Regions from separate parts of the Homo sapiens genome. Here region 2 is linked to region 1. The links are chromatin loops, found by intact Hi-C in ENCODE. Cell type or tissue: chondrocyte. All regions are shown on one strand. Each heading gives the region's core, and the rest is flanking DNA. Links, peaks and the distances in the headings are about the cores only.

Region 1 (16,198 bases), core at 2,901-10,900:
CTCAGGTCACTGTAACCTCCGCCTCCCGGGTTCAAGTGATTCTCCTACCTCAGCCTCCCATGTAGCTGGGACTACAGGTACTTGCCACCACACCTGGCTAATTTTTTGTATTTTTAGTAGAAACAGGTTTCACCGTGTTAGCCGGGATGGTCTCGATCTCCTGACCTCGTGATCTGCCTGCTTCGGCCTCCCAAAGTGCTGGGATTACAGGCATGAGCCATAGTGCCCAGCTTTCCTTCCTTCTTCCTTTCAAGATGAAGTCTCTGTGTTGCCCAGGCTGGAGTGCAGTGGCACGATCTTGGCTCACTGCAACCTCCGCCTCCTGGGTTCAAGTGATTCTCCTGCCTCAGCCTCTCATGTACTGGGATTACAGACGCCTGCCACCATGCCCAGATAACTTTTGTATTTTTGGTAGAGACAGGGTTTTGCCATGTTGGTCAGCCTGGTTTTGAACTCCTGACCACAAGTGATCTGCCTGCCTCAGTCTCCCAAAGTGCAGGGATTACAGGTATGCGGGTATGAGCAACCATGCCCAGCCTTTTTTTTTTTTTTTGAGACAGGGTCTCTTGGGCTGGGTGCGGTGGCTCACGCCTGTAATCCAAGCATTTTAGGAGGCCGAGGTGGGTGGATCACCCGAGGTCAGAAGTTTAAGACCAGCCTGGCCAACATGGTGAAACTGTGCCTCTACTCAAAATACAATAATTAGCCAGGTGTAGTGGCATGCACCTGTAATCCCAGCTACTCAGGAGGCTGAGGCTCAAGAATCACTTGAATCTGGGAGGTGGAATTTACAGTGAGCTGAGATGGTGCCACTGCACTTTAGCCTGGGTGACAGAGTGAGACTCTCTCTCAAAAAAAAAAAAAAAAAAGAGACAGGGTCTCTTACTGTCACCCAATGTGGAGTGTAGTGATGCAATCTCGGCTCACTGCAACCTCTGCCTCCTGGGGTCAAGAGATCCTCCCACCTCAGCCTCCTGAGTAGCTAAGACTACAGGTGTGCACCACCAGGCCCAGCTAATTTTTGATTTTTTTGTAGAGACAGGGTTTCACTGTGTTACCCAGGTTGGTCTCGAAGTCCTGAGCTCAAGCAATCCTCCCACCTTCGCCTGCCAAAGTGCTGGGATTATAGGGGTGAGCCACTGCTCCTGGCCCCTTTCCTGTGTCTTTCGTTTCTTCCTTCCTTCTCTCTTTCACCATTTCTCAGAAGTGGGTGGTTCAAAGATTTTCCCTGACTTGGGGAAGAGCACATGAGAGCCCAGGCAGGCTGGGGAGGCAAGCAGGCCAGGGTGAGACACAGGGCTGCAGCCCGGCCAGCACTCACGTGGGGCTGCCTCCAGGAATCCCTCCCCACACACAGAGCCTGGGCACCTTTCAACTGGCTCCTTGCTGCCAAGCGAAGTCTATTAATATCAAAGTAATGAGGTAATTACTGTGATTTAGAAAAATTACTAGTGAATGCTTTTGAGGGAATTTCAGAGCAGAGAATAGGGTAAGTGAAACATCTGTGAGGAAAGGGATGCAGGGCCGTCAGCGATGAATCCTGAGGGTGGGTGAGCTCTGGCCTGCGTGGGGCAGGGTAGGGGGGCTTGGAGGGGACCACCCCAGGGTCATGCATGTGCATGGGACTTTTGGAGTAAATAATAGGGGAGGAGTGTGTGTGTTTGCGTGTGTGTGTGTGTGTAACCAGGGTGTAGGATTTTCAGGCCCTAGGAGCACCCTGACTTTGGCTGGTACAAAGCAGCAGATTCCAGGGTGAAGAACAAAACCTGGAGCCAGAGGCCAACCCCTTTTCACAATCCCAGCCTCTGACTATCCTTGACTGATCTCCACCCACAGAATCCCCCCAGCCCTGAGGCCACCAGCCTGGAGAAGGGTTAGATGAGTAAAGAGAAATTGGGCAGAGCTCATGAGAGAAATTGGGCAGAGCTCAGAAGCAGAGGTTGTCAAAGTGTGACTCTTGGACTGACAGCATGGTCATCGCCTGGGAACTTGCTAAAAATACACATTCTCAGGCTGCTGCAGAGCCACTGAATCAGTAACTCTGGGGTGGGGACTGGTGACCTGTTGTCGTTGCTTTTGAGATGGAGCCTCGCTGCGTTGCCCAGGCTGGAGTGCAGTGGCGTGATCTCGGCTCACTTCAACCTCCACCTCCCAGGTTCAAGCCATTCTCCTGTCTCAGCCTCCTGAGCAGCTGGGATTACAGGCTCAGGCCACCACACCAAACCTGACAATCTGTTTTAAGGAGCCCCTAATAGAGGCATGAAATGATAGGAAGGGCCAGGCCTGGGAAATGGAGGCCAGAGACTGCTTTGAGAGGCTTTTAGGAGGTTGAATCTGTAGGAATTGGTACCAGGGTGGGTGTGGAAGAAAGTACAGCAGTAGTAGTTGTAGTAATAATAATAACAGTAATAATGACTTGAACATGTATTGTGCCCGTTCTGTGCTCTTATTTAATCCTCACAACAAGCCTAAGAGGCAGCTACTATTCTGATCCCAATTTTTCACATAGGAAACTAAAGTACAGAGAGGCTGACTGCCCAAGGCCACACAGCTGGTAGTTGGTGGAGCTGGGATGCAATTTCAGCCTTCAGATGCTGGGTTTTTGCCTCCTCTCTAATGCCAGGCTGCTTTGGTAATCTGAAGAGGGTTATTGGTGACCTGAGTAAGCAGTAAGGGCTGCCAGGGGAGAAGTAACTTCCAGGGAAGCTAACACTGTTTTGTTTTTGAATTTACTGAGCACTTACTACACTTACTATGTGCTAGGCATGATGCAAAGCATTTGCTAGTGCACTGTCACATTTATTTATTTATTATTATTATTTTTTGAGATGGAGTCTCACTCTGTCACCCAGGCTGGAGTGCAATGGCATGATCTCGGCTCACTGTAACCTCCGCCTGCCAGCTTCAAGCAATTTTCCTGCCTTAGCCTTCTGAGTAGCTGGGATTACAGGCACCTGCCACCATGTCCAGCTAGTTTTTGTATTTTTAGTAGAGAGGGGGTTTCACCATGTTGGCGAGGCTGGTCTCGAACTCCTGACCTCGTGATCCGTCTGCCTTGGCCTCCCAAAGTGCTGGGATTATAGACGTGAGCCACCTCGCCCTGCCTAATTTTGTTTTTTTTTTTTTTTTGGAGACGGAGTCTCGCTCGGTCACCCAGGCTGGAGTGCAGTGGCACGATCTTGGCTCACGGCAAGCTCCGCCTCCTAGGTTCACGCCATTCTCCTGCCTCAGCCTCCCGAGTAGCTGGGACTGCAGGTGTCCGCCACCACGCCTGGCTAATTTTTTGTATTTTTTTTAAGTAGAGATGGGGTTTCACCATGTTAGCCAGGATGATCTCGATCTCCTGACCTCGTGATCTGCCCGTCCTGGCCTCCCAAAGTGCTGGGATTACAGGTGTGAGCCACCGTGCCCGGCCCTAATTTTGTATTTTTAATAGAGACAGGGTTTCGCCATGTTGGCCAGGCTGTCTTGAACTCCTGACCTCAGGTGATCTGCCCACCTAGGCCTCCCAAAGTGCTGGGATTACAGGTGTGAGCCACTGGGCCTGGCCTACTGTCACATTTAAGTGTCACACTGATCCTCTAGGTACTATAATGATTCCATCTTCCAAATGATCTAATTGAGGCTCAGAGAGAGAGAGTTGCCTGCCCAAGATCACATAGTCTTTTTTTTTTTTGGACACAGGGTCTCACTCTGTTACCTAGGCTGGAGTAGTGCAGGGGCTGCATCAAGGCTCACTGCACCCTTGATCTCCTGGGCTCAAGCGATCCTCTCACCTTGGCCCCCTGAATATCTGGGACTACAGGTGCACGCCACCACGCTTGGCTAATTTCTGATCTTTTGTAGAGATGGTTCCTCACTCACAAATGTGAGCCACCACGCCCAGCAATCACATAGGCTTTGTGTTTGTGTCAGGTGCGAATCAGCCTAGTTATGCTAACTCTGATTGGGAGGTGGGGGTGGGAGGGAAGTTTTGTGATGACTCAATGGCCAATTAAATGTTTACAAATTCATGGTTTATTGAGAGGCTTTCACACCAACACATAGGCAGTAATGAGAGAGGAGGAACAAGCCACAGGGAGTAGCTCCAGTAGCTCTGGGATGACTGTGCTGACTGTTTTCCCTCAGAATGCCAACAAGGGTTGGGGGGCTGAAGGGGTGGGGGGGCCGAGGCTCTTCTCCCAGCAGAGCTTCGGAGGGTTGCCTGATGGAAAAGAGGCCTCAGAGTTCTCACTGGTAGAGCTCCCACAGGCATCTCTGCCATGGCCAGTTTCTTTTTCTTTTCTTTCTTTTTTGAGACAGGGTCTCGCTGTGTTACCCAGGCTGGAGTGCAGAGGCATCATCACGGCTTACTGCAGCCTCATCCTCCCTAGCTCACGTGATCCTCCCACCTCAGCCTCAGGGGTAGCTGGGACTACCGGCGTACACCGCCTAGCTTTTTTTTTTTTTTTTTTTCAGAGACTGAGTCTTGCTCTATCACCCAGGCTGGAGTGCAGTGGCACGATCTTGGCTCACTGCAACCTCTGCTTCCTGGGTTCAAGCGATTTTCCTGCCTCACCCTCCCGAGTAGCTGGGACTACAGGCATGTGCCACCATGCCCGGCTAATTTTTTTTGGTATTTTTAGCAGAGATGGGGTTTCACCATGTTGGCCAGGATGGTCTCGAACTCCTGACCTCAAGTGACCGCCTGCCTTGGCCTCCCAAAGTGCTGGTATTACAGGCGTGAGCCACCGTGCCTGGCCAACTTTTTAAAGTTTTTGTAGAGATGAGGTCTCCCTATGTTGCCAGGCTTATCTTGAACTGCTGGGTTCAAGCAATCTCCTTACTTCATCCTTCCAAAATGTTGGGGTTACAGGTATGAGCCATGACGCCCCGTGATGGTCAGTTTATTGCGGTGTTCATGGCCCTCTGCAAGAGTCTCCATAGCCATTATCTCAGCTGCCCTGTGGCTTCTCTTTCTTGTTAGGTCTTGGGGGTGCCTGACCACAGCAGGTGTTATCCCCTCTGTCCACCGTACACTTTGAGAGGTCAGCAGTTTAACTGTAGGCTGAGTCACTTGTCATAAGTGACTCCATTTTGACATGTTTAGGATCACAAAACATTATTATCTATCACATAGTGAGTGGCAAGGCAGCAGGAATTTGGAATCGTGGCTCTTAATCCAGATAGGCAGACCCTAGTCTCGGTGGGGATCGCCCTTGCACAGGGGGTGCCTCCCTGCTTCCTGCTCACCTGGGATGCCACTCTATGTTACCAGTACCAAGGACAGGACCAGGGACACAGTGACAGTGAATATCTGTTAAATGACATTTTAACATTTGTTTAAATAAAAACAGTCCATTACCTCTATTGTGGAGTAGAAAAGCAAACAAACAAACAAATAACTAAAATAAAGCCAGGGGAAGGAACTGAAGTTCATGGAGTCTCTCATGTGCCAGGTACTTTGCTTACACAAGGCCAATTTAGTGCTTTCAGAACCCTCCAGTCTTTTGTTTTATTATCCTCATTTTACAGATGAGAAAAGTGAGACAGCGAGGAAGTGACCTGTTACCTGTTTGAGGTCACATGATGAGGCCGTGGGAAAATCAGGGTTTGATACCCTTGGTCTGACCCCCACACCGTGTGTTTTTTTTTTTTTTTTTTTTTTACAAAGTCTCAGCCAGGCACAGTGGCTCATGCCTGTAATCCCAGCACTTTGGGAGGCCAAGGCAGGTGGATCACCTGAGGTCAGGAGTTCGAGACCAGCCTGGCCAACATGATGAAACCCCATTTCTACTAAAAATACAAAAAATGAGCCGGGCATGGTGGCATGCACCTGTAATCCTAGCTACTCAGGAGGCTGAGGCAGGAGAATTGCTTGAACCTGGGAGGCGGAGGTTGCAGTGACCCGAGATCGAGCCATCATACTCCTGCCTCGGCAAAAACAGCGAAATTCAGTCTCAAAAAAAAAGAGACGAGTCTCGCTCTGTCGCCAGGCTGGAGTGCAGTGGCGCGATCTCTGCTTACTGCAACCTCCGCCTCCCGGGTTCTAGCGATTCTCCTGCCTCAGCCTCCTGAGTAGCTGGGACTACAGTCACATGCCACCATGCCCAGCTAATTTTTGTTTTTTTTTTTTTGAGACGGAGTCTCACTCTGTCGCCCAGGCTGGAGTGCAGTGGCGCGATCTCGGCTCACTGCAAGCTCCGCCTCCTGGGTTCAAGCCATTCTCCTGCCTCAGCCTCCCGAGTAGCTGGGACTGCAGGTGCCCGCCACCACGCCCGGCTAATTTTTTGTATTTTTTTTAAGTAGAGATGGGGTTTCACCATGTTAGCCAGGATGGTCTTGATCTCCTGACCTCCTGATCCGCCCACCTCGGCCTCCCAAAGTTCTGGGATTACAGGCGTGAGCCACCGCGACTGGCCTAATTTTTGTATTTTTAGCAGAGACAGGGTTTCACCATGTTGGCCAGGATGGTCTCGATTTCTTGACCTTGTGATCCACCTGCCTCAGGCTCCCAGTGTGCTGGGACTATAGGCCTGAGCCACTGCGCCCAGCCAAGACATGTTTTCATCATGTTGGCCAGGTTGGTCTCGAACTCCTGACCTCAAATGATCCACCCTTCTTGACCTCCCAAAGTGCTGGGATTACAGGCATGAGCCACTGTGCCCACCCTCACACTGGTTCTCTTTCCATTGGTTCAGTCTGTGACTCTGGAGGGTTGGGATGCAGAGATGGGAGGGGCCCATTAAATGGTGACTGATATAATAATGGTGATAATAATTATTATTATCGGTATTATGTGTGAAATGGTTGTGTAATCCTCACATGGAGAAGGGAAAAACATGCTTTGAAAGTGACAATCTCAGCCTGGGCAACACAGCGAGACTCCATCTCTACGGAAAATTAAAGAAAAATAGCCAGGCCTGGGCTGGGTGCGGTGGCTCAAGCCTGTAATTCCAGCACTTTGGGAGGCCAAGGTGGGCGGATCCTAAGGTCAGGAGTTGGAGACCAGCCTGACCAACATGGTGAAACCCTGTCTCTACTAAAAATACAAAAATTAGCTGGGCCTAGTGGCAGGCACCTGTAATCCCAGTTGCTCGGGAGGCTGAGGCAGGAGAATCGTTTGAACCCGGAAGGCGGAGGTTGCAGTGAGCCAAGATAGCACCACTGCACTCCAGCCTGGGTGAAAGAGTGAGACTCCGTCTTAAAAAAAAAAAAAAAAAAGAAAAATAGCCAGGCCTGGTGGTGGGCTACCTGGGAGGCTGAGATGGGAGGATCACTTGAACCCAGGAGTTCGAAGCTGCATGTGAGCTGTGGCTGTGCTACTATGCTTCAGCCTGGGTGACAGAGTGAGACTCTGCCTCAGAAACCAAAACCAAACTGACAAACAAAAAGTGACAACCTCAAGGAGCCCAGCTTCCCATCCTATTCCCACCTTCCCACTTGCAGGGCTCATGGCACCTGCTAGGACCTTGCGACCCTGGCTCTCTGCTGCCCCCTCCTGGCATCTGTCAGAGGTGGCGCCTGGATGCGAAATCTTCAGCCTGTCTTCAGCGCAGCAAGTGTCTTTTGTGAGTGACCAATACAAGGGTGGGAAGGACATGGCTGGGGATACCTCCTCTTGGGCCTCTGGTTCCTCCCTCATGAAATTCTGGATTGGGACTAAAAGTTCCTAGACCATGACTCTGAATCTTTCTCTGCCAAGGATAACATCTTCCTGGCCTTTCACCATCTCCAGCCAAAAAGCCAAACCCTGCAGGGTGTGGTGGCTCACCCCTGTAATCCCAGCACTTTGGGAGGCTGAGGTAGGTGGATCAAATGAACTCAGGAGTTCCAAACTAGCCTGGGCAACATGGTGAAACCCTGTCTCTACGGGAAAAAAAAAATTGGTGCACACTGGTAATCACAGCTAGTCAGGAGGCTGAGGTGGGAGGATCACTTGAGTCTGGGAGGTGGAGGTTGCAGTGAGCCATGATTGCACGACTGCACTCCAGCCTGGGTGATGGATTGAGACCCCCTTCTCCAAAAACAAAGAAATAAACAAAAAAGAAACAGAGTGAGACCCTGTCTCAAAAAAAAAAAAAAAAAAAAAAAAAAAAACCGGCCGGGTGGCTCATGCCTATAATCCCAACAGTTTGGGAGGCCAAGGTGGGCGGATCATGAGGTCAGGAGTTTGAGACCAGCCTGGCCAACATGGTGAAACCCTGTCTTAACTAAAAATACAAAAATTAGCCGGCGTGCTGGGACGCACCTGTAATCCCAGCTACTCGGGAGGCTGAAGCAGGAGAATCGCTTGAACCCAGGAGGCAGAGGTTACGGTGAGCCAAGATCGGGCCACTGCGCTACAGCCTGGGTGACAGAGCAAGACTCTGTCTCGAGGGTGAAAAAAAAAGAAAAAGCCTGGCCTTTCACCATCTCCAGCCAAAAAGCCAAACCCTGCAGGGTGTGGTGGCTCACCCCTGTAATCCCAGCACTTTGGGAGGCTGAGGTAGGTGGATCAAATGAACTCAGGAGTTCCAAACTAGCCTGGGCAACATGGTGAAACCCTGTCTCTACGGGAAAAAAAAAATTGGTGCACACTGGTAATCACAGCTAGTCAGGAGGCTGAGGTGGGAGGATCACTTGAGTCTGGGAGGTGGAGGTTGCAGTGAGCCATGATTGCACGACTGCACTCCAGCCTGGGTGATGGATTGAGACCCCCTTCTCCAAAAACAAAGAAATAAACAAAAAAGAAACAGAGTGAGACCCTGTCTCAAAAAAAAAAAAAAAAAAAAAAAAAAAAACCGGCCGGGTGGCTCATGCCTATAATCCCAACAGTTTGGGAGGCCAAGGTGGGCGGATCATGAGGTCAGGAGTTTGAGACCAGCCTGGCCAACATGGTGAAACCCTGTCTTAACTAAAAATACAAAAATTAGCCGGCGTGCTGGGACGCACCTGTAATCCCAGCTACTCGGGAGGCTGAAGCAGGAGAATCGCTTGAACCCAGGAGGCAGAGGTTACGGTGAGCCAAGATCGGGCCACTGCGCTACAGCCTGGGTGACAGAGCAAGACTCTGTCTCGAGGGTGAAAAAAAAAGAAAAAGCCAAACCCTTTGCCCTGGTTTCTATCCCCTGTGTTTCCTCTTCTTCTTCTTCTTTTTTTTTATTTGAGAAGGAGTCTCTCTGTTGCCCAGGCTGGAGTGGAGTGCAATGGGAAGATCTGGGCTCACTGCAACCTCCACCTCCTGGGTTCAAGAGATTCTCCTGCCTCAGCCTCCTGAGTAGCTGGGATTACAGCTGCCCGCAACCATGCCCAGCTAATTTTTGTATTTTTAGTAAAGACAGGGTTTCACCATTTTGGTCAGGCTGGTCTCGAACTCCTAACCTCAGGTGATCCACCCGCTTTGGCCTCCCAAAGTGCTGGGATTACAGGCGTGAGCCATGGCGTACGGGCCCCTGTGCTTCTAATCTCTGGAAGTGTCTTACTCCTCCCTAATTGAGCATCATCAGAGCCCAGTTTGAAGCATCACCATCACCCAACAAGGTTGATTTTCTTGCTGTGGGGCCAGAATTGCAGGCCCAGGATTCATGTCTGGTTTAAGTGGAAAACTTGTTAATCACCATCCTATACACCCCTCACTACAGCGAGTGTGCTGCTTCCAGAGCTGGTTTGTCTATGCTTGCTCTCTCCTCTTCAGCTTTGTATCTACTCCAGGGCTCAGCACATGGCCCATTTTTCTTCTTTCTCTATGCTCTCTTCCTATAGGTTATCTTAAGACTGTCACACACTTTAAATATCTTCCATATGTCATTGACTCTCCTTAATCTCCTTCACGCAAGCCATCAGCAAGGCTTAGCAATCTTACCTCCTTAATACCTCTTAATTATATTTAGCCCTTTCCATCCCCACTGCAGTCACCTTTCTAGTTCAGGTCACCACCACCTGCCCTGTGAACAACTTCATTTTTTTTTTTGAGACAGAGTCTTGCTCTGTCGCCAGGCTGGAGTGCAGTGGTGCAATCTTGGCTCACTGCAACTTCTGCCTCCTGGGTTCAAGTGATTCTGCTACCTCAGCCTCCTGAGTAGCTGGGACTACAGGCATGCTACCGCGCCCAGCTAACTTTTTGTATTTTTAGTAGAGATGAGGTTTCAGCATGTTGGCCAGGCTGGTCTCGAACTCCTGATCTCAGTGATCTGCCTGCCTCAGCCTCCCAAAGTGCTGGGATTACAGGTGTGAGTCACCGTGCCCGGCCTAATTTTTTTTTTTTTTTGAGATGGAGTCTCGCTCTGTCGCCCAGGCTGTAGTACAGTGGTGCGATCTTGACTCACTGCAAGCTCCGCCTCCCGGGTTCATGCCATTCTCCTGCCTCAGCCTCCCGAGTAGCTGGGACTACAGGTACCTGCCACCACGCCCGGCTAATTTTTTGTATTTTTAGTAGAGATGGGGTTTTGCCATGTTAGCCAGGCTGGTCTTGATCTCCTGACCTCGTGATCCGCCTGCCTCGGCCTCCCAAAGTGCTGGGATTACAGGCTTGAGCCACCGTGCCCAGCCCTAATTTTTTTTTTTTTTAAGAGACACAGTCTCACTCTGTCACCCAGTCTAGACTGCAGCGGTGTGATCATAGCTCACTGCAGCCTCGAACTCTTTTATTCTCAAGCTCAATCAATTGGCCTCAGCCTCTTGGATAGCTAGGGCTACAAGGTGCACAGCACCATGACTGGCTAACTTTTTGTTTTTCTTAAAAACAATTTCTTTACAGTTTTATCATTTTTAAAAATTATTTATTTATTTATTTTTGAGACAGAGTCTTGCTCTGCCGCCCAGGCTGGAGTGTGGTGGTGGCTCGATCTTGGCTCACTGCAACCACTGCCTCCTAAGTTCAGGTGATTCTCCTGCCTCAGCCTCTTGAGTAGCTGGAATTACAGCTGCGTGCCCCCATGCCTGGCTAATTTTTTATTTTTAGTAGAGACATGGTTTCACCATATCAGCCAGGTGGGTCTTGAATTCCTGACCTCAGGTGATCCACCAGCCTCAGTCTCCCAAAGTGTTGGGATTGCAGGCACGAGCCACTGTGCCCAGCCAAGAAGCTTCAGTTTTTTTTTTTTTTGAGACAGAGTCTCACTCTGTCACCCAGGCTGGAGTGCAGTGGCACGATCTCTGCTCACTGCAAGCTCTGCCTCCTGGTTTCAGGCCATTCTCCTGCCTCAGCCTCCCAAGTAGCTGGGACTACAGGCGCCTGCCACCACGCCCGGCTAATTTTTTGTATTTTTTAGTAGAGACAGGATTTCACCTTGTTAGCCAGGATGGTCTCGATCTCCTGACCTTATGATCCGCCCGCCTCGGCCTCCTGAAATGCTGGGATTACAGGTGTGAGCCACTGAGCCCGGCCTTTTTTTTTTTTTTTTTTTTGAGACAGAGTCTCGTTCTGTCACCCAGGCTGGAGTGCAGCAGCGTTATCTCGACTCACTGCAACCTCTGCCTGTTGGGTTCAAGCGATTCTCATGCCTCAGCCTCCCGAGTAGCTGGGATTACAGGCAGGCACCACTATACCGAGCTAATTTTTGTATTTTTAGTAGAGACTGGGTTTCACCATGTTGAAACCCAGTTCAGGATGGTCTTGATCACCTGAGCTCGTGATCCACCCACCTCAGCCTCCCAAAGTGCTGGGATTATAGGTGTGAGCCACTCCGCCCGGCCACAAAGCTTCAGTTTTGATGCACATTTGGAATTATGGGGCAAGAGAGAAACCCAGGGCCCACCCAGGGTGAAAAAGCTGTTAGGTGACCCCCACATAAAGCCAGGGTCTGGAAAGCCTGCATCCTCATTGAAAGAGTGGACTGGGCCGGGTGTGGTGGCTTACACCTGTAATCCTAGCACTTTGGAAGGCCAAGGCAGGCAGATCGCCTGAGGTCGGGAGTTTGAGACCAGCCTGGCCAGCATGGTGACACCCCACCTCTACCAAAAGTAAAAAATTACTCAGGCGTGGTGGTGGGTGCCTATAATCCCAGCTACTCAGGAAGCTGAGGCAGGAGAATCACTTGAACCCAGGAGGCGGAGGTTGCAGTGAGCCGAGATCACGCCATTGCACTCCAGCCTGGGCAACAGAGCAAGATTTCATCTCAAAAAAAAAAAAAAAAAAGAAAGAAAGAGCGGACTGCAAAAATCTTGCAGAGGGCACCAGCAAAGAAATTTCTCCATCGTGAACATGGTGGGCAGAGGGGGAAAGCATCTCTGAGAATTCGTAACCTCACATGGGATTGCAACCTGTATTTCTACTCTTTGTGTGAATCAAAAGATCCCGTGCTAAAATATTTTATTTTATTTTATTTTTTGAGACGGCATTTCGCTCTTGATGACCTGGCTGGAGTATAGTGGCATGATCTCTGCTCATTGCAACCTCCGCCTCCCAGGTCCGAGCGATTCTTCTGCCTCAACCTCCCAAGTAGCTGGGATTACAGGCATTCACCACCACGCCCGGCTAATTTTTTATTTTTGGTAGAGACGGGGTTTCATCATGTTGGCCAGGCTGGTCTCAAACTCCTGACCTCAGGTGATCTGCCTGCCTTGGCCTCCTAAAGTGCTGAGATTACAGGTGTGAGCCACCGTGACTGGCCTCATGCTAAGTACTGAAAGCACTCTTTTTTTGAGACAGAGTCTTGCTCTGTCACCCAGGCTGGAGTGCAGTGTCGCGATCTCAGGTCAGTGCAAGCTCCGCTTTCCGGGTTCAAGTGATTCTCCTGTCTCAGCCTCCTGAGTAGCTGGGATGACAGACACGCACCATCATGCCCGGCTAAGTTTTGTATTTTTAGTAAAGACTGTGTTTCACCATGTTGGTCAGGCTGGTCTCAAACTCCTGACCTCATGATCCACCTGCCTTGGCCTCCCAAAGTGCTGGGATTATAGGCGTGAGCGACCACGCCCGGCCCTGAAAGCACTCTTAGGTTGGCTGTCCCATCAGGCATCTGACAGAAGTACCCACAAATCCTCTCTGAAGGAATAGAACCTACTTCATACCAGACCTCAAAGAATGCATATAAACTGTGTAGTTGACAAGATTACACATGTGTAATGAAGAAAAAAGATCCACCAGCTGCTGTCTATGGAGTAGCCATTCTTTTATTGCTTTAAGAAAAAGGCTGGGCTCAGTGGCTCATGCCTGTAATCTTGGGACTTTGGGAGGCCAAGGTGGGAGGATGGCTTGAGTCCAGGAGTTCCAGACCAGCCTGGGCAACATAGTGGGACCCCGTTTCTATTTAAAGTAAATTAAAACAAATTTTTTTTTTTTTTTTTTAGATGGAGTCTCGCTCTTTCGCCCAGGCTGGAGTGCAGTGGTACAATCTCGGCTCACTGCAACCTCTGCCTCCCGGGTTCACACCATTCTCCTGCCTCAGCCTCCAGAGTAGCGGGGACCACAGGCGCCTGCCACCACGCCTGGCTAATTTTTTGTATTTTTAGTAGAGATGGGGTTTCACTGTGTTAGCCAGGATGGTTTCGATCTCCTGACCTTGTGATCCGCCTGCCTCGGCCTCCCAAAGTGCTGGGATTACAGGCATGAGCCACCGCGCCCGGCCAATTAAAACAAATTTTAAAAAAGAAAAAGTAAAAAGAGCCACCAACACTTCAGAATCAGAATTACTATATAGGCTCATGCCTGTAATCCCAGTGCTTTGGGAGGCTGAGGCAGGAGGATAGCTTGAACCCAGGAATTTTGAGGTAGATCAGCAAGATTTGTTTTCCAAGCACTGGTTATGACTGGTCACCATCCCGCTGATCAGAGCAGAAACTGGTCAATCCAGGGTGCAGTGAAGACGCCAGCCAAAATCAGCAGATGGTGACTAAAGTGACCGCTAGTTGCCCTCACTGCTCATTTGCATAAAGACACTCCCACTAGTGCCATGATAGTTTAGAAAGGCTCTGGCAATGGCCATGGCAATGGCCCAGAAGTTACCTTATATGGTTCCAGAAACTGTCCATTTTCCAGAACGTTCTGAATAACTTGCCTCTTAATTTGTGTATAATTAAAAGTGGGTCTAGGCCGGGCGGGGTGGCTCACGTCTGTAATCCTAGCACTTTGGGAGGCTGAGGCGGGCAGATCGCCTGAAGTCAGGAGTTCATGGCCAACATAGTGAAACTCCATCTCTACTAAAAATACAAAAAAATGAACCAGGTGTGGTGGCACACACCTGTAATCCCAGCTACTTGGGAGGCTGAGGCAGGAGAATCTCTGGAATCAGTGGGGTAGAGGCTGCAGTGAGCCAAGATCATGCCACTGTACTCCAACCTGGGCAACAGGGCCAGATTCCGTCTCAAAAAAAAAAAAAGTGGGTATAAATACAGCTGCCCCCAGCCCATATGAAACTCTTCTGGGCACACTGCCTGTGTGTTAACCCTCCTCTGCAAGGGCAGTCCCTCTGCTGCTGCTGTACGCTGCTGCTTCAATAAAAGTTGCTGTCTGATACCACTGGCTCACCTTTGAATTATTTCCTGGGAGAAGCCAAGAACTTTCCCAGGCTAAGGCCCAATTTGGGGCTCGCCTGTCTTGAGCCCAGGAGTTAGAGGCTGCAGGAAGCTAGGATCATGCCACTGTACTCCAGTCTGCATCACAAAGCAAGCCCCGTCTCTTTAAAAACAAAAAGAGGCTGGGCGCGGTGGCTCACACCTTTAATCCCAACACTTTGGGAGGCCGAGGCGGGTGGATCATTTGAGGTCAGGAGTTCGAGACCAGCCTGGCCAACATGGTGAAACCCCGTCTCCACTAAAAATTCAAAAAATTAGTTGCGAGTGGTGGCACATGTCTGTAATCCCAGCTACTTGGGAGCCTGGGGCAGAAGAATCGCTTGAACCTGGGAGGTGGAGGTTGCAGTGAGCTGAGATCATGCCATTGCACTCCAGCCTGGGCGTCAGAGTGAGACCCTGCCTCAAAAATAAATAAATAAATAAAATAAAAACAAAAAAGAACTACTATATAGATAATATAAAATAAGTACAATTCATAGGTTTAAATACATTTCAAAAGGGTATCAAAAGCATGGGTAAAGAATAGAGAGACTATGCCAGTTATGGTGGCTCACGCCTGTAATCCCAGCACTTTGGGAGGCTGAGGCGGGTGGATCACCTGCGGTCAGGAGTTCGAGACCAGCCTGGCCAAGATGGCAAAACCCCCGTCTCTACTAAAAATACAAAAAATTAGCCGGGGGTGGTTGTGGGCACTTGTAATCCCAGATAACTTGGGAGGCTGAGGCAAGAGAATCACTTGAACCCGGGAGGTGGAGGTTGCAGTGAGCCAAGATCACGCCATTGCACTCCAGCCTGGGGGACAGAGCAAGACTCTGTCTCAAAAAAAAAAAAAGATACTATAAACATAATCAGACAGATGTGGAAAAAAAAGTAGGGCCGGGCATGGTGGCTTATGCCTGTAATCCCAGCACTTTGGGAGGCTGAGGCAGGCGGATCATGAGGTCAGGAGTTCAAGACTAGCCTGATCAACATGGTGAAACCCTGTCTCTACTAAAAATACAAAAATTATGGCAGGGCGTGGTGGCTCACACCTGTAATCCCAGCACTTTGGGAGGCCGAGGTGGGTGGATCACGAGATCAGGAGTTTGAGACCAGCCTGGCCAACATAGTGAAACCCTGTCTCTACTGAAAATACAAAAAATTAGCTGGGCGTGGTGGCAGGTGCCTGTAATCCCAGCTATTTGAGAGGCTGAGGCAGGAGAATCCCTTGAAGCTGGGAGGCAGAGGTTGCAGTGAGCTGAGATCGTGACACTGCACTCCAGCTTGGGCAACAGTGTGAGATTCCATCTCAAACAAACAAACAAACAAACAAAAAAAACCCCAAAACTAGCTGGATGTGGTGGCATGCGCCTTTAACCCCAGCTACTCAGGAGGCTGAGGCAGGAGAATTGCTTGAATCCAGGAGGTGGAGGTTGCAGTGAGCTGAGATTGTGCCACTGCACTCCAGCCTGGGTGACAGAGTGAGACTCCGTCTCAAAAAAAAAAAAAAAAAAAAAGTAGAATTTCTAGAAATAAAAAAGTAACAATTGATATTTTAAATTCAAAGAATAGGATAAACAGTAGATTAGTTCTAGTTAAAGAAAGAATTAGTAAACTGGAAGATATCACTGAAGAAATTACTCAGAATGCAGTATGGAAAAAAGTAAAGAGAAGATATGAAAGAAAGTTAAGAGACATGGAGATTTGAGTAAGATATTCTAATTTAAGAGATAATTAAAGATTG
Region 2 (16,198 bases), core at 3,646-11,645, 610 kb before region 1:
TGGGAAGGAGAGAACAGGAAGTTCACAGTGGGGGCAACCAGCTCAGGCTGCCCATTCCCCTGTTGGCCTCCTGAGAGTAGGAGCACAGTCGAGTCCCAGTCGTGCCCCTGGCCAGGCCCTCACCAGCTCTTCCTCGCTGTGTGTCAGGAGCCCTTCCTCATCGCCGTCGTCTCGGGTCCGTGCTTCCCCCTGGGGCAGGCCTGCCTCAGAAGTTGTGTTCTCTTGGGGGGCTGGTGGCCGGCTGCTGCCACCGCCACCGCCACCACCACTGCCACCGCCACCGCTGCCACCACCACCGCCGCCGCCGCCGGCGCCACCTCCATCACCCTTCTTCTTGCCATCTTGAGGGGAAGGGGTGGAGGAGGGGAGAATAAAACTCAGCCTGGGGTAGCTGTCTAGGGCAGCACCTTAGCGGAAGCTGGCCTCAGCATGGTGAGTGCAGGTGGTCCAGGATCTGCAGGGCCACCCTAGCTCCTCTCTCCCATGTACTATTTCCCCATGCTCTGCCCTGTGCCCTGGTCATGGAGGTGGGTGAGAATCCTCAGAGGCTGACCTGGATTGGCCTTTTGCTCCGCAGCGATCTGCTCCAAGCGGCTCAGCAGGGCATCGATATTGGACTTGATCTGTGTCAGCTCCGTCTTGATGGCCTGCAGCTCACTGCTCTTTACTGGGAGTGGAGGGGGGACAGGGCTGTCACCTAGGGGGCTGGAGGCTTGACACTAGCACAAAACCTCAGCCCTGTTCTTTCAACCAGGAAAGCAGTTATTTTTTGTTTTGTTTTGTTTTTTCCCTGCTTAGGAAAAAGGTCTCCTCCTTAGACTACCTGGCGTCCATCCCTACAGTGACAGCACACACTTCTGAACCTGGCTATCTTTTCTCCTGATCTCTCAACTCTGAAAGGGACCAAAGACAGACAGGAGCACAGGTGTGTATGTGTGGTGTGCTCTTCTGTGTGCACCTGAGCAAGAACATGTGTCTTTTGGAATCTGAATTCCTGGGTGATTAGTTAAGCAGCATGTGTGTACCAGAGTGAATGTGGAGTAATGGGCCTGGGTAGACCTGTCCTTATCCTTACTAGAGGAAAGATGGCACCATTTCTTCACTGGGCACCATATCCAGCACTGGACTCTCTGTGCCCAACACAACCCCTCCTCCTAAAACATCAGCTGTTTCCTCTTAGAAATGCATGAAAATACTTGGCTGTGTTAGAGCAGCAGAACTGTGGAAGACTTGTTGTTTTATCTATGTTCCAATGTAAAAAATGTGATTCTATTATTTTGCTAATGATAAAAATGCAAATTACTTAGGAATATGATACAGTCACTCACACTTGATCTTGGCTGAGCTGGTGGTGACAGCTGTGGAGCGGGCAAAGAGCTTGACAGGTACGTTAGTTTTGACACGCCGGACCAAAGGGACTGTGACCCGGGGTCGCTTCACAGGGACCGCCCTGGGCACTGGCACGGGCGACAGACGGCCCCGGTAGTCGAAGAGCCTGTGAGGGCAGATGGGCCAGAGGCTGCAGCATGGCTTGTGGCCACCAGGGCGGTATTGCAGCTCCGGCTACAAACGTGTGTGGCTGGTGAGGGGCTGGGAGGCCTGCACTACACACCTCTGCTGGCTCCTAGCAAGCCCTGGAGTGAAGAGGAAGGGCTTGCCGGACCCTGATGGCTGTTGGGATCCTCACTACCTCACTACAACCTCTCCAACCATCCAGGCCCAGTAAGGGCAGGCAAGGCATCAGGTGGTAGCAGTTATACCCCATTCAAAAGAGGAGACATCCCTAGGTCCCCTGGCACCCAGGCCTGCTCTATTACATGACCTGGCTTCTGCTTGGTCAACTGCCACCCCAACCTCTGCTCAGAGTTTGCAAATCTCAAAGCAGCACAAATCCCCAGCTAGGAATAGAGAGGTATGGGAGTGGGGGTCAACTGAGCCTACCTGAGCCTCAGTTTCCCCATATGCCAAATGAGGATGGCTATCCACATTCAGTGTCCACCCAAGGGCACAGCATGAAAGAATTCGGTTAAAAACACACTTTAGAACGTGTAATAGATGAAAGGTCAGGGTACTGAGACCCTCAATTCACGAACCCATGACCTCAGAGGCATAAGACTGAACTCTAAGCCCTTTCCTTACTTGACCTCCTTAATCACCACATCCTTCGTGCTCCATTCCAGAGACAAAGGCCAGGGGCTTGGTAGAGTATCAAGGTTGGGCAGCTCAATCAGACCCCCCCAGGGCTCCCAGGCTGTGCACTGCCCCCAACCAAAGTCATCTCCAAGCCCTCTCTAGGAGGGCTTCCTTTCCAGCTGACCAGGCAGAAACTCAGTAGGCTGAGAAGTGGTCTCTCTGACATCTGTTGCTGCCACCTTTTTCAGGGAATCGCAGCCCAGGGGGTAAACTTTGGGTCAATTTTCCTGACAACGGCCAGGAAACCTGCCATCACTGGGCAAAAGCCCCATTCCTTGGGGCTCCTTTGTTCAGGGAGCCCCTTCCTGGAGGTGGTGATGGCTGCAGATGGAGAGTCTCTGGGAATGGATCCGATCCCAGACCCTGCATTTCTGCCCCCAAGGGGAGGGAACGGCTCTGGCCTTGGTCAGAATCACTGAACCACAGAATCCCAGAGCTGGAGGAGCCTGGAGAGATCACTTGGTGCAAGCCCATTTCACAAACTGGGAAGGGAATTTGCCCAAGATCACATAATCCATTCAGTGGCAGAGCTGAGATTAGCATCTAAATCTTCTGACCCCCAGGCTAAGACACTTTCCACTACACCACACTGTCTCCTGAAACGACTCACAGGGGCGGGGTGGGGATGGGGGCGGACGACTCATGCTCAGAGAGGCACTGTTCTTCTTGGGCTGCCTGGGGTGGGCTAAGCTGGACAGAGGGAGAGAAGCAGGGAGGAGGAGAGATTTGAGTTAGTATCTACCATGATTTCTACTCAAGAATGTGGCTAGTGCTGTTGTAGTGGGAGCCCACAGCCTCTGGGCTGGAGTCTGGGTAGGGCTTGGGAGTGCAGGGTAGACCACAGCCCGCCAGGGACTAATTAGACTTCCAAATGGCTGCTGGCCTCTTGTCTCTAAATATAAACCCAAGAAGCTTAGACTGAGCTCTGGGGCTCCTACCAGCTGCTTGGGCACCTCACAGAGGGAAGGGCTCAAACTCCCTGCAACCAGCGCTGTACCCTGTTGTGTATTCCAACTAGCCACACTTACATAGCTCTTGGCTGTACGGTCTCCTTGAGCCTCACCCAAGGACAAGAAGGAAAAAGGGCAGTTAGCATGGCAGACAGTGTTGTATGGTGGTAGGAGCTCTGGCCTGAGCACCTGCAGCACAGGACCCCAGTCTCAGCTCTGCTACCGACTGGTGGAGCAACCCCAGGCAAACCTCTGGGTTTTGGTTCTCATTTGGAGAACTCAGTGGGCTGCACCAACAATCTCTCAAGACCCTTCCAGCTTGGCTGTTTCATGCCTGGGCACGCCCCTCCCCTGCTCACCTGTCGTAGAAGTCGTCCCGGTAGTAATCATAGTCAAAGATGTAGCCACTGGGGAAACAAAGGGGAGAGGGCTGGAGCTTAGGGACGGCCACTCAGCCCACTTTCCACAGGCCCTCATCTCCAGACACCTCCCCAAGTTCTAGATTCAGCACACTGTCACACCAGCATTTACTCCCTCTGTGGAAAGAGAGAGTCATCCCACCAGACAGACAGACAGTCAGACAGCCCCACCTGTATATGGCAGATGCTGCTCTCTTTAGCCCCTTGGGTCTGTCAGGCTTAGGCTCTCCAGCCATGTTGATGTCTGTGTGGAGGGAGAAGGCAGAGTTGGAATGCTAACATGACAGTGTGCCCACACACATCAACCTCATGCACACGCACAGCAATTCATGTGCTTACACGGTATACACATGGATTCTGCTCACTGATGGTGCCAACAAAGGTCTTCATACATCTAATCTTCAAACATTAGATTCATATCCAGGTATCACATGGATATGCCTGTTTATATGTCCATACACTTTCAGATCCATCCAGGCATGCTCATAAACATGTCCTCCCCCCCGCCCCACCACACACACACGTCGAATATTCCTATATGCATTCTCAAATACACTCATGTAAATGCGTAACACATCAGGTACATGGGAACGCATACACAGAGCCACACTCACACATACATTCACATATCCAGGTAAGAAACTCACACACAGGTAACGTGTATTCTCAAGTACACTCAGTATAGACAACTACCCACATGCAAATGAGCCAATGCACATTCACATGGATGTTCTACCAAACACCTTCATGCCTAGAATAGTCCTTACTACATGAAAAGGTCTCAATAAATACCTGGTAAATGAATATATGTATATCTGCTGACACATTCAAATATGTTCTCTCTCTCACACACACACACACACACACACACACACACTACATCTATACATACAAGGGTTGTGTCCACATATCTCCACATGTTCAGTCAATCCATATACTTCTTGTTCAGGAAAAAACACATACAGATACCCCTTTTCAAACATACACATATACACAGGAGTAAATGCACATGCATGAACACTGTACATACTTCAAGAGAGACCACTAGCATAGTCATATCACATGGACATGACACCAAAACCAAGCGTATTCACACTGTCCTTGTGCTCTCAGGCCCTCCTGCTCGCTCTCAGAAAGGGTTCTAACCTAAGTCATCTGTACCCGGTGTAACAGGCTGTTCTAGGCCACTCTGTTCTCTTTCTCTGGAGAATCTGCATTTTAACTGGAACTGTAAAGCCTGTCACTAAGAAGCTCTGAGAAAGCAGAGACAGGTCAGAAGTGTTTTCCAGAGGCTTCTAAAATTCTTCCCTATAGGGATTAATTTTATAACTATTTAAAACTTAAACATAGCTTATAAATTTATAAAATCTCAGAGCAGTGGTAGCGGTGAGAGAAAGAGAGAAGGGGGTTGAGAACTGGATAGTGATAGCAGCTATTCTAGAGAATACTAGGAGAATATAGTGAAGAGAGGCTTACCCAGGGTCTGCCCGGCCAGCACCCGCCCATTCTCTCCCAGCACAGCTGCCCGGGCATGGCGCTCATTGGAGTACTGAACAAAGGCATAGCCCTTGTGCACAGAACAGCCGGCCACACGGCCATACTTAGAGAAGATGGTCTCCACATCTGATTTCTTCACCAGAGCTGTGTTGAGGTTTCCAATGAAGACTCGAGAGTTGATGGACTTGGGGTCATTCTTGTTGGTTACATTGCTTGCCTGAAGCTTCAAGGACATGGTGCCCACCTGAAGAAAAAGAGCCTCGGTGAAGCTGGGTCCCTGGGCTGGGCTCAAGGACTGCCCACGGCCCATATCCTGGATAAATGAATTGCCTCTTACCTTCCTTAACCCTTATAGCATCCAGCCTACCTGTTCCTGCATCTTGTTTTCTTGTCATATTACCAAGAGTTGCCACATATTGGCTGCTGACCTCATGCCAGGTGCTTTACATACATTCCCTCATTTGTTACTCACATGATATGCAGAACCACAACATTTTACAAGGGAGAAATCTCACATTCAGAGAGACCACAATGTTAGTGAATGGCAGGGCTGGGATCTGACCCCCTGATCTGCTTGACTCTAATTCTTTTGAGTCTACTCCTTTAATGCTCATCTCAAATGTTATCCCATTCAGGATCTAAATTTGAAGATCTTCAATGTAGAACCATGGTCACATGGTATTTGCAAGTGATGTTTACTCTAGACCACCACCATATGATGAAAATTGCAGGGGCCGGGCATGGTGGCTCACAACTGTAATCCCAGCACTTTGGAGGCCGAGACGGGTGCATCACCTAAGGTCAGGAGTTCGAAACCAGCCTGGCCAACATGGCGAAACCCCGTCTCTACTAAAAATACAAAAAATTAGCCAGGCGTGGTGGCGGGTACCTGTAATCCCAGCTACTCGGGAGGCTGAGGCAGGAAAATTGCTTGAACCCAGGAGGTGGAGGTTGCAGTAAGCCACTGCACTCCAGCCTGGGCGACAGAGCCAGACTCTGTCTAAAAAAAAAAAAGAAAAGAAAAGAAAACTGCTTAGTCTGATCCAGACACAGACCTGTCTGAATTGCTACCAACCATTTTGAAAAGGGTATGCTAGCTAAGCCCGATAATGGTTTGAATTTGTGTCCCCGCCCAAATCTCATGTCTAATTGTAATCCCCAGTGCTGGAGGTGGGGCCTGGTGGGAGGTGACTGGATCATGGTGACTGAAATCATGCATTTCCCCCTTGGTGCTGCTCTCATGATAGTGAGTGACTGCTCGTGAGATCTGGTGTTTAGACGTGTGTAGCACCTCCCACTGTCTCTTTTCCTCCTGCCCTGGCCATATGAAGACGTGTCTACTTCCCCGTCGCCTTCCACTATGATTGTAAATTTCCTGAGGCCTCCCAAGAAGCAGAAGCCTGTACGGCCTGCAGAACTGTGAACCAATTAAACTTTTCATTATAAATTACCCAGTCTCAGGTATTTCTTTATAACAGTGCAAGAATGGACTAACACAAAGCCTCACCAGGCACTCGCTGTGGCTAAGGGTGGTATACAATACTGAATAATCCCAAGATCCCACAAGTTAATGTCATGATTACTCATATTTTACCAGAAACTGATTGACAAGTTCATTAACTTACTAGTAATGAGCATTCGAACACAGGTCAGTCTGTCACTAAAGTCTATTTCTTTCAACTTTATCATTTTGCTTCCCAGAGCTAAAGCCAATTTAGATACCACAGAAAGTCAGCACATTCACCTGAGAATTATTTTTAATAAATTTATTTTTTAGTTACCCATATTAATACTAACTCGTTCAAATTTTGTTCTGTTTGGCTTAGAGATGAGACTGCACCTACCCTTTGCTCTCTATATTCTGGCCAGGTCTTTTACCCCAAAGGGCTGTACAAATTTTTCCCGTACAGTTTACGGCTGGGCATAGGCTCCAAGAGGAAAGGGGAAAGGAGAGAAGCTCAATTTCAGTAGGAAAAGCCTCAAGTTAAGCCTTGGCAGTTCCCGGCCCAGTCTTCTGCTCATTGGTACAGGTTGATGCCACTCCCTTTTGGAACCCTCCTATCTCAGTAACCTAACCTTAAGGCCATTTCAGGTGATAAAAGACTCCAAATAGCATATATAAAAACTTTCATCAGTCTGCCAACCTATTTACCTAATATTTTGGGGGGACTTCTTTTCAGTGAACTGGAAAAGATACATCTGTATCTCTTATCCCACTAGGGGATAAGAGACTCTTTTTCTCTTAAATCCTCCCAGCCTGGAAGCTGGCACGTTCTGACCAGCAGGTGGTACTGTTTACAAGGGAATCATAGGCTGGACGTGAGCCCAACTTGGGAAGAAACTGCTCCCAGGGTTAGGCTTAAAGTGAACCCAATGGATATACTAGAGTCAGCAGTGCATTATCTCAGATAAAGGAAAGGGGCTGAGAGGGTCCCATCACTGCTACTGATGAAGGGGCTGGTGCCAGCTTTGGAACTGACTTGGAAAGAGACAGACTCTTGTTACTCAGTTTGCCTTTGGTTCCACTCATCTACACTTATCAGGCAGTGAGGGACACAAAGGTAGTAACACACTGTGCATACGAGGCAGGAAATGCTCAATACATGTTTTTCCCATGGGCTTGCCATTCCTCACAGTTCTCGCTGACAGTCCCTCTCCTACATGGATGACAAGCCATTCAAGGGTTAATTCCTTGTCTATCCACGGGTATACAAGAAGTTAATAGGGCCCCTGTGTGGGCATCAGATGATTCTCTCCTAGGTGGTTCAGCTCAAAGTGCTATAGTTTTGGCCTAGGGAGAAGCCACCTGCTTTGGCTAGAGGGAGTCAACCAAGCCTGGGGTGTGGATAGAGATACAAAGAGTGACCTCTACTGGGAGCCACAAGCACCACTGAGCAGGAAGCATTTGCTGAACAGCTGTTCGTGGTATTGTGACGAGATCAGGACTCACCTTGACTGGTGAGCCAAGTTTTTAAGGTTTGGCCCTGCCAGTCTTTTCTCTCATTCCTTGGGGTTTGGAATGATGTACATAAAAGGACTTTGCAAACCCTAAAGCCCTTCACAAGATCTTGTAATTACACTGGCTTGCACCTCTTTATTCCAATACTGCCATCTGCGAACCCCATTCTAGATGAGGGTAAAGGTCACAGTGGAACACATTCTGTATAATGCCAAGGAGGGGCAGCCAGAAGCCATGGCATATGAAGATCAGTTTTCTGATCTGTAGAGGAGAGACTTGGGAAGTGTATGTATGTGGTTGCAAATGCTGCTCTGGGTGAGAAATCTGCAGTTAAAAGGAGAAATGCTCACCTATGGCATGCGCTAGGTACCCAACCTCTTGAGCTCCTCGTCTAAACAGCCCCCTATCCACTTTCATGCCCTGTACACTCCTTTGGAAAGTGGGATGTGCTACAGTTGTGTGGACTCCCTCAGCCCAAGGAGACAGGTATCTGTGGGGGTGTGCAAAGGCTTGAGTGACCACACACATGTTGATGAGGCTCCTCTAAGTGAGGGATAGAGGTGGGAAAGGGAATGAAAAGGAGGTAGAGCCAGGCTAGGTCTCCCTGAACTGCCAGGTTCAAGTACAGAATCCTAATGAGTCCAAGAATTCTAAATTAAGACATGGTATTCCAGGTTGTTGGGAACATCACAATTTATTAGCTTCATTCAGAACCTTCAAATGTTTAAACATATGGTACATGGGTCTCTATTTGTACTCTTATTACTCTGCCCTGCAAATGTTATAGGGCAGGCCTGACAAAACTCGGGGCACAGTAAGTGTTCAATCAATGTTAGGGAGGGAGTGGTTAAACATATGTCCCAGGAGGTGGTCAGAAGGTCTAGCTGTGGGCTGCCTTAAGTGGTTAGGACCACTAGGGCAGAGGTCCCAGATACCATTTTCTAATCTTTCAACCAAACACCCACTTCCACAGACCAACTCAATCCCTCCCACCCAATTCTTCCTATGCTTTTCAAGGTACCCCCTAGCTTAGAGTGGCAGCCCTAGAAAATATTGACATCCATTCAGCAGGAGCTACTTCACTTGGTAAGCTATTTCCTGCCCTGGGCCAAGCTCTGCCTCACAGATTAGCTGTGTAATTGAGAGCAAGGTGTCTGCAGCCCCCAGGGGTCCTAGGTTTAGCAATGAGCTGAGGAGAGGTGGGTAGAAGGATTGTTCTTGGTGGCTGGGGGAAAGGAGAGAAGCAAATTTATTCCTAGAGACTTCTGCAATGTCAGATGAGCAGAGACCTGTGTGCACATGGAGCTTATAAATGCTCTTACTCGGAAGAACAGAAGAGAAGTTTTACCCACAGTAAAAACTTGGCCAGGATGCTACAGCTAGTGAGTAGCAGAGACAAGATTACCCCATGGGTCTTCTGACGCTAAGTCTAGGGTCCTTATATTCCATTTTTCATTTGGGGCTGGTAAGAGACAGGCCCCCAGGACACTGAGGAGCTGGGAGAGAGCACAGTGTCTCAAAAAAAAAAAAAAAAGAAAAAAGAAAAAAGCTACGTTTGAGAAAACTGGGGACTGGCTCCCCAATAAGTGCCTTCACCTTTACCTGCAGGAGAAACAATTGCTGCATAAAAGCTGGGCCTTTTAAGCTAATTAAAATCCACTAGTGAAACAGGCTTTGAAATGCAATTTACGGCTCAAAGGGATGGGCCTGCTTCTCCAGGCTAGTAAGAGTAGAAGAAATGTGGCAAAAACAAATTCAACAAAAAACAAGCCTGAACATGGAGAAAAGTGGCAGGGGTTTGCAAAGGTAGAAAAGCCCTAAAAGGTACCTCTGATCTTTGGGTAAATGAGACACCCAGAGAGCCGTCACAGTAACAACAGCCACTGGCTGGGCACAGTGGCTCACGCCCATAATCCCAGCACTTTGGGAGGCCAAGGCAGGTGGATCACTTGAGGTTAGGAGTTCAGGACCAGCCTAGCTAACATGGTGAAACCCCGTCTCTACTTTAAAAAAAAAAAAATTAGCCGGGCATGGTGGCAGATGTCTGTAATCCCAGCTACTTGGGAGGCTGAGGCAGGAGAACTGTTTGATCACCGCCACTGCACTCCAGCCTAGGCGACAGAGCGAGACTTTCCGTCAAAAAAAGAAAAAAAGAAAAGGACGGCCACTAATTACTGAATGCTGCACAGTATTACAGTATTTAACCCTCACAACAGCCCTGTGAGGAGGTGTTTGACATAGGGAAACTGAGATAGGTTCAGAGAAGCAAGGTAACTGGTTAATAGAGCAAAGCCAGAACTGGAATCAGGACCTCAAAAACAGGCACCTGCAGGGGCAAGATTGCACATGGCACAGGGATGCCTTGGGTTCTGACTTCCCTGGCAAGATTATGTTACCTTGAGTCAGCCACACACGCTCTCCTTGGTCCTCACCCTTTCCCTTTTCTACTACAATTCCTCACAGTTGTACAGAATTTTAGTGAACAAAGCCAGTTTATATCTCTTATGGTATGAATGTGCCTCCTCCACCAAATCTGTGTGTTGAAACCTAATCCCTAATGTGATGGTATTAGGAAGTGGGGCTTTGGGAGTGATGAGGTCCCAAAGGGAAGGGAAAGACCTCAAGAATGAGTTTAATACCTTTAAAAAAAAAAAGAGCCCCAGGCCAGGAAGTGGCTCACGCAAGTAATCCCAGCACTTTGGGAAGCCAAGATGGGAGGATCCTTTGAGGCCTGGAGTTGGAGACCAGCCTAGGCTACATCATGAGACCCCATCTCTACAAAATAAACAAATAAGAGGCCCAGAGAGCTACTTTGTGTCTTCTATCATGTGCGAACACAGTGAAAAGATGGTTGTCCATGAAACTGTAAGAGGGCTCTCACCAGACATCTGTTGCCCAGGCTGGAGTACAATGGCACGATCTTGGCTCACTGCAACCTCCGCTTCCCGGGTTCAAGCAATTCTTCTGCCTCAGCCTCCTGAGTAGCTGGTACTACAGGTGCCCGCCACCACAGCCAGCTAATTTTTGTATTTTTAGTAGAGACGGGGTTTCACCATGCTAGTCAGGCTGGTCTCGAACTCCTGATCCACCCTCCTTTGCTTCCCAAACTGCTGGGATTACAGGCATAAGCCACTGCACCCATCCCGCCCCATTTTATAAATGAAAAAAAAAAAAAAAAAAAGAGGATCAGCAAAGATAAGTGACTTACTTAAGGTCAACCAGCTGGTGAGGGGAGTGTAGCTAGGGGTCCTGAATCAAGGCTTCTTACTCGACACTCTCCATTCCACTGTCTCAATGGCTGTCTTAACACTCTAAAACTCTGCCATGTCACCCCTCATGTGCTCCAAATCCTATCAGATCAAGTCTAGTCTCAGGCACTCAGAGAACTCTGTAAATCCTCCCCAGCACTAAATCTCTTCCTCCTGAAATACTCATTTCAAGGGAGGAGCTGCTGCTTTAGGTCTTGATGCCCCCAATGCTATTTATAGTCTCTGTCTTGGTTCAGTCCTGCTGGACCCCTCTGGCCTTATTCTCCTGCATGGGGATGAGGGTCACAGCAGCCTGTGGCCAGCTCTCTGCCCTTAGATAACCCTGGGGACATCCGGGTGGTTCAGAAGGAAAACAGCTACTAGTGATGGGAAGACTATTTCTGGAGAAAGTCAAGCAATTAGACTCATCAGTGTCCAGGGCCTCCTTGGTCCAGAGGCTCCTGCTTTTACCAGGCGGCCAGGGATGACAGAACATCTATTAATCTCATTAAACTGGCCAAGCCCTGGTTCATTAGCAGTGCCCAAATGATTGTTACTGGCCAGACAGGACTAATTTCCCAAGGAATGCTCTTTAGTTCCTGACCATTCCCACTCTCATGAGTCAGCTCCCTGCATGTCAAACAGCAAAAGCTCCTGGATGGGTGAAGTGTAAGCAGTGCAGGCTACAGGTCCAGAAGGCTTGGCCTTGGCTCTGCTGTTCTTAGTCATGTGACCTGCAACAAGTCATTTAACTTCCCTAGGCCTTCTTGTCTTTAATCCGAAAACAGAAATAATCTCTTCCCTGATTACCTTTCAGGTCTGATACAAGAATCAAATAGGCTAATTGATGTGAAAGCGCTCTGTTGCATCTGTAATGTACTATCAAAGAATATGGATTATGCCAATTTCTATTATTACCCACTTCCTATCTCCTTCACTCACTTAACAAACATTTCTTGAGTGTCCTCCTCTGTGCTGGCACTGTGGAGATGCTGGGAAACACCGTGCTCACCAGTCTTCTGCTCTACTTGCTTTTCAAGAAGCCCCCTCTCTGGGAACCTGTTTTTTAAAAACGATTTCTTAGTAACAAAGGACAAATGCACATGAAATAGCAAAAATAGCTCAGGCCCTAGAGTCCGACAGGACTGAGTTCCAATCCGAGACCTATCACTTGAAACTGTAACTGTGGCCATATCCTTTCACTTGCTGGGCCTCAGAGTCCTCAACTGCAAAACGGAAATTATACCAACCTCCCAGAATTAGGATAAGAACTGGAGATAATATGAGTAAAGTGCTAGTATAATGGGTGGGACTAGCAGGTATTAAGAAACTGGATAACCCAAATGCTCTATGAAAACAGATGAACCTAGCCTGGCACTCTAGCTCCTCCACATCCCAGCCCTAAGATGGTATGTTCTTTACTATGTCATCTCCCTGTGCATCACACTTTGCCTGAGAGTAAGGGAGTTGGGGGTAGGGAGTAGGGAGCCTATGCATGCTCTCCCTTGTCCTAGTATCTGCAACCAAACCTAGAAACTTCACAAAGGTGTCCCTGCCCCATTCCTGTCAAACCACTACTGAATGGGGCTGGGAGAGGACGGAACCACCAGCCAAGAGGGGTTCCAGCTTTGCTGAGTCATTCTCACCCCTCAACTGTACTGCGCGGTCCTATACTACTGACATTGGTATCCATATCTAATGGGCCCTGAGAGGATACCCCAAAGCAGAAACAGAAGGCAGGCCTCAGTTATCTCCCCATAGCATGCTCTGGGTATATAATCCCACCCTCCCTGCATCTTGAACACTAACTCTACTCTTGTCTGTGGCCTTAGGCTGAGGCTTACCATCTGCGACAAGCTCCCCTTCATAGTTCCAGGAAGGGGACAAGTTAAGGAGGGATGGGTAGGTAACTTATGCCTATAATCCCCGATACTGAGTTAGAATTGAAGACCTACAAATGATTGTCAACCTCTTTATTTTTTGCCAAATAAGTCATCCAAACACAGACTTATCCATCTGATTGTAATTATAAATATCCAAACACGGAGCTAATTATGGGCCAGGTATTATCAAATAACTAACTAACCAATCATTTATTTATTTATTTATCCAGCGGTTGGTCTGGGACCTCAAGCAAATCCCAATCCAGCAGGCGACATCTACCATGGCCACAAGGCACACGTGCCCTGAGATGGTCTACTCCCCAAGCAAAGTAGTCTGAGAGATCAGAGAAGGGGTAGGAGCAGCACGGAAGGCTCTACCAAAAGGGAGAGTGTTTAAGAGGAATTCCCATTGGGTAGTGACACCAGAAGAGGCCTGGCAGGAGGGAGGAACAATATACAAAATGTATCCCTTTCTCCTCTTTGATCCCCTTATTCTCCTCTTCCTCCTGTACATAGAGCTGGAAATAGAAGTTTGAAATACAAGAATGTCTTCACTGCTGTCTCCTGCTTCCCTGGATAGATGCATACTTATTCTTGCCTTGAGGGAGAACAAAAAGGGAACATACAATTTAATATGTAGAACTTTATACCAGGCACTGAGTTGAAAGCTTTACAGGCATAATCTCTTGTAATCCTGATCACAATCTAATGAGATATGTAGTATCATCTGCACTCTACAGATACAACTGAGACTCAGAAACAGCTTAATTTGTCTACAGTCACATTAAGTTGCATGCTTTGGACCGAAAGACCCAAGGGCTTGTCTGATTCTAAAGCCTGTGTTATTCCCATTCCACTAGATTGCTCCCACTGAGCCCCCATCCACAGGAAGAATGGTCTTGGCTTTGCTGACATGCCATATGACCTAGGTTTTAAACCATGTGACCACAAAAGGTACTCCAGGCCCAAACATGTGATCATGATAACCATCATCAATACTTGTGGAGTACTTACATCCCAGGAACTGCACTAAGCCTTCTGCTATGAGATAGTGATGATACATGTTGTGACCATTTCACATACGATGAAACCAAAGCTTGGTGTCTGGTCTTGCTCAAGCCAGGAAATGACAGAGGTAGGATGAATATGTGCGAGACCAGAGCTGGTCTCATAATCTTGGCCCAGAATGGCTTCAAAACTGGGCATGCCCTGTATCTGCCTGGAGGTCAGTTTCTTCCTCTACCTCCTAACACTGATCCTTTGAGCATAAACTCACAGGGCCTAGCTGAAGGCATACTCTCAAGTCCAAGAGCCAATCAGCACTTGCTGTGAGCTTTGGGGATGGCCCCCGCCCCATTCCTATGCCTTAAGAGTTGGCTCCTCACACTGATAATGTGGCAAGATTAGTCACTGCTTGCTGTTGGTTGATTATAGCTATTCTGTTCTGTAAATGAAGTTTAAAAGTCATCAAAGGGTTTGTCAGCTGTGACTTATGAGCCTCTTTCCCACAGGGAAGTCAGGCAGTGACAAATGCCCCTCTTGTTTTGCCATCCATTACAAGTTGGAAGGTGCCATGTTCCAATTACTGGAAACCCCGATGGAGCTCAAGGAAAACCCTGCTCCAGGCTATGGCCATTACTCAGGCCTGGCAGGGCTGCCATAGGCCCAGGCCCAACTGGGTAGGAATGGAATAAGAGTGTTCTTCTGATTTTGTGAGCAGGCCCCTTCTACCCCTTAATTTGTGTTATCCCTGGTGGTTTATCCTAGTCACATTTCACAGACAAATAAAAACATAGGTATCATGTGGGCTGTCTGAAAGTATGCAGGATCAAGACTGCTTATGACAGGCAGACATAAGGAAATAAGGTCATGCTGTCCTATGAACTAGGTAGAAAATATGATGTTGAGGAAGGGTGGGGAAGGCAGAGAATAAAGTATGTAGGATGTTCAGAGAAAGTAGAGAGTAAAAGGAGCCTTACAGATCCTCTAGAGTAACCAATGGCCTCAGTACTGAATACTCATTATATGCCAGGCCTATCTAGCTAGGTGCTGTGGAACCAGAGATGAATAAAGTCCCTGGTTCCTAGGATATGCCAGGCCTATCTAGCTAGGTGCTGTGGAACCAGAGATGAATAAAGTCCCTGGTTCCTAGGATATGCTGCATGATCTAGGGAATAAAAACCTAGGTCATGTGGCATATCCTTGAGGGTAAATAAGAAAAATTAAGTCTCAGAGAAAGGGACTTGCCCAAGGTAACAAAGTAAGTTAGGGTCAGTGATAGAAAAAGAAAGCAGATCTTTACCATTAGTGATACAGAGAAAGTACAGTGACAAGGGAGCCCTCATGTGGAACAGGCTCCTTACACAGAACATGCCACATAACTCCCATTCAAATTCTACCTACTTGCTTACTTACCACACCTTTGACCTCTGGCAAGTCCTATAACCTATCCAAAGTTTCAGAAAACTTACTACAGAATTGTGGAGAAGATTAAATAATACACATACAGTGCATAGCAGTAGGCCAATCTTAAGTACTCAAAATATTATTTACCATCAAATAATCCCCAAAACAGTACTCTGAGGCAGGTATTATTAATCTCATAATCAAAAGACTTAGGTTATTTTTCACACTGTCACACTAACTAAATAAGTCAGTACTTCTCAAAACTATTTGTGGTGAAGAACCAGTTTTTTTCTTTTGTTTTGCTTTTTAAACTTCACTTTGAGTAACACAGCTCTAAGCCACTCTTGCCCAACTGTGAACTTCTATGAAACCAAAGCAAAGAAAACATGAAGTTTACTTCATTTCTTTCCAAGTCCTTCAGCCTGATTGTTTTTAGACATTGGTGTCAGACTAATTTACAAAAAACTATCCAATTTTTTTCCTTTTCTTGTCTCTCTCTTAAGAGAGAAGGGGATAGGGAGACTAAGGACTTGCCACCAAACACTTCTAATGGTGCTTTATCTTGGTCTCTGCTCTACGTCATGCTACATCCTGCAAGGGAAGACAATCTAGGCTTAATGGGGGGCTGGAACCACTTTCCTGA

The links. Peaks named below come from ENCODE experiments on the same cell type or tissue, not always from the same donor. Only the 100,000 strongest peaks of a DNase experiment are listed, where the experiment ranks them.
Region 2: a loop joins it to region 1, with 3 times the contacts of the local background. A loop is called at or near these places in 6 of 110 quality-filtered maps.

The regions. Positions count from the first base shown.
Region 1 is chr20:33,448,645-33,464,842 of GRCh38, reverse strand. No RefSeq gene overlaps it. Among named protein-coding and RNA genes, the nearest start is that of SNTA1, 13 kb to the right of the region's middle. RefSeq lists an enhancer at 7,552-7,641. In chondrocyte, for the core only: a CTCF peak has its summit at 7,472 (motif pointing left); no DNase peak of the experiment used is centred there.
Region 2 is chr20:34,061,171-34,077,368 of GRCh38, reverse strand. It overlaps RALY (RALY heterogeneous nuclear ribonucleoprotein), which reads right to left. Exons shown (of 10, transcript NM_016732.3): 3 at 5,039-5,303; 4 at 3,734-3,806; 5 at 3,503-3,550; 6 at 1,329-1,495; 7 at 554-667; 8 at 124-341. The coding sequence starts at 5,294. Among named protein-coding and RNA genes, the nearest start is that of MIR4755, 20 kb to the right of the region's middle. RefSeq lists an enhancer at 1-969. In chondrocyte, for the core only: CTCF peaks have their summits at 7,139 and 7,344 (motif pointing right); no DNase peak of the experiment used is centred there.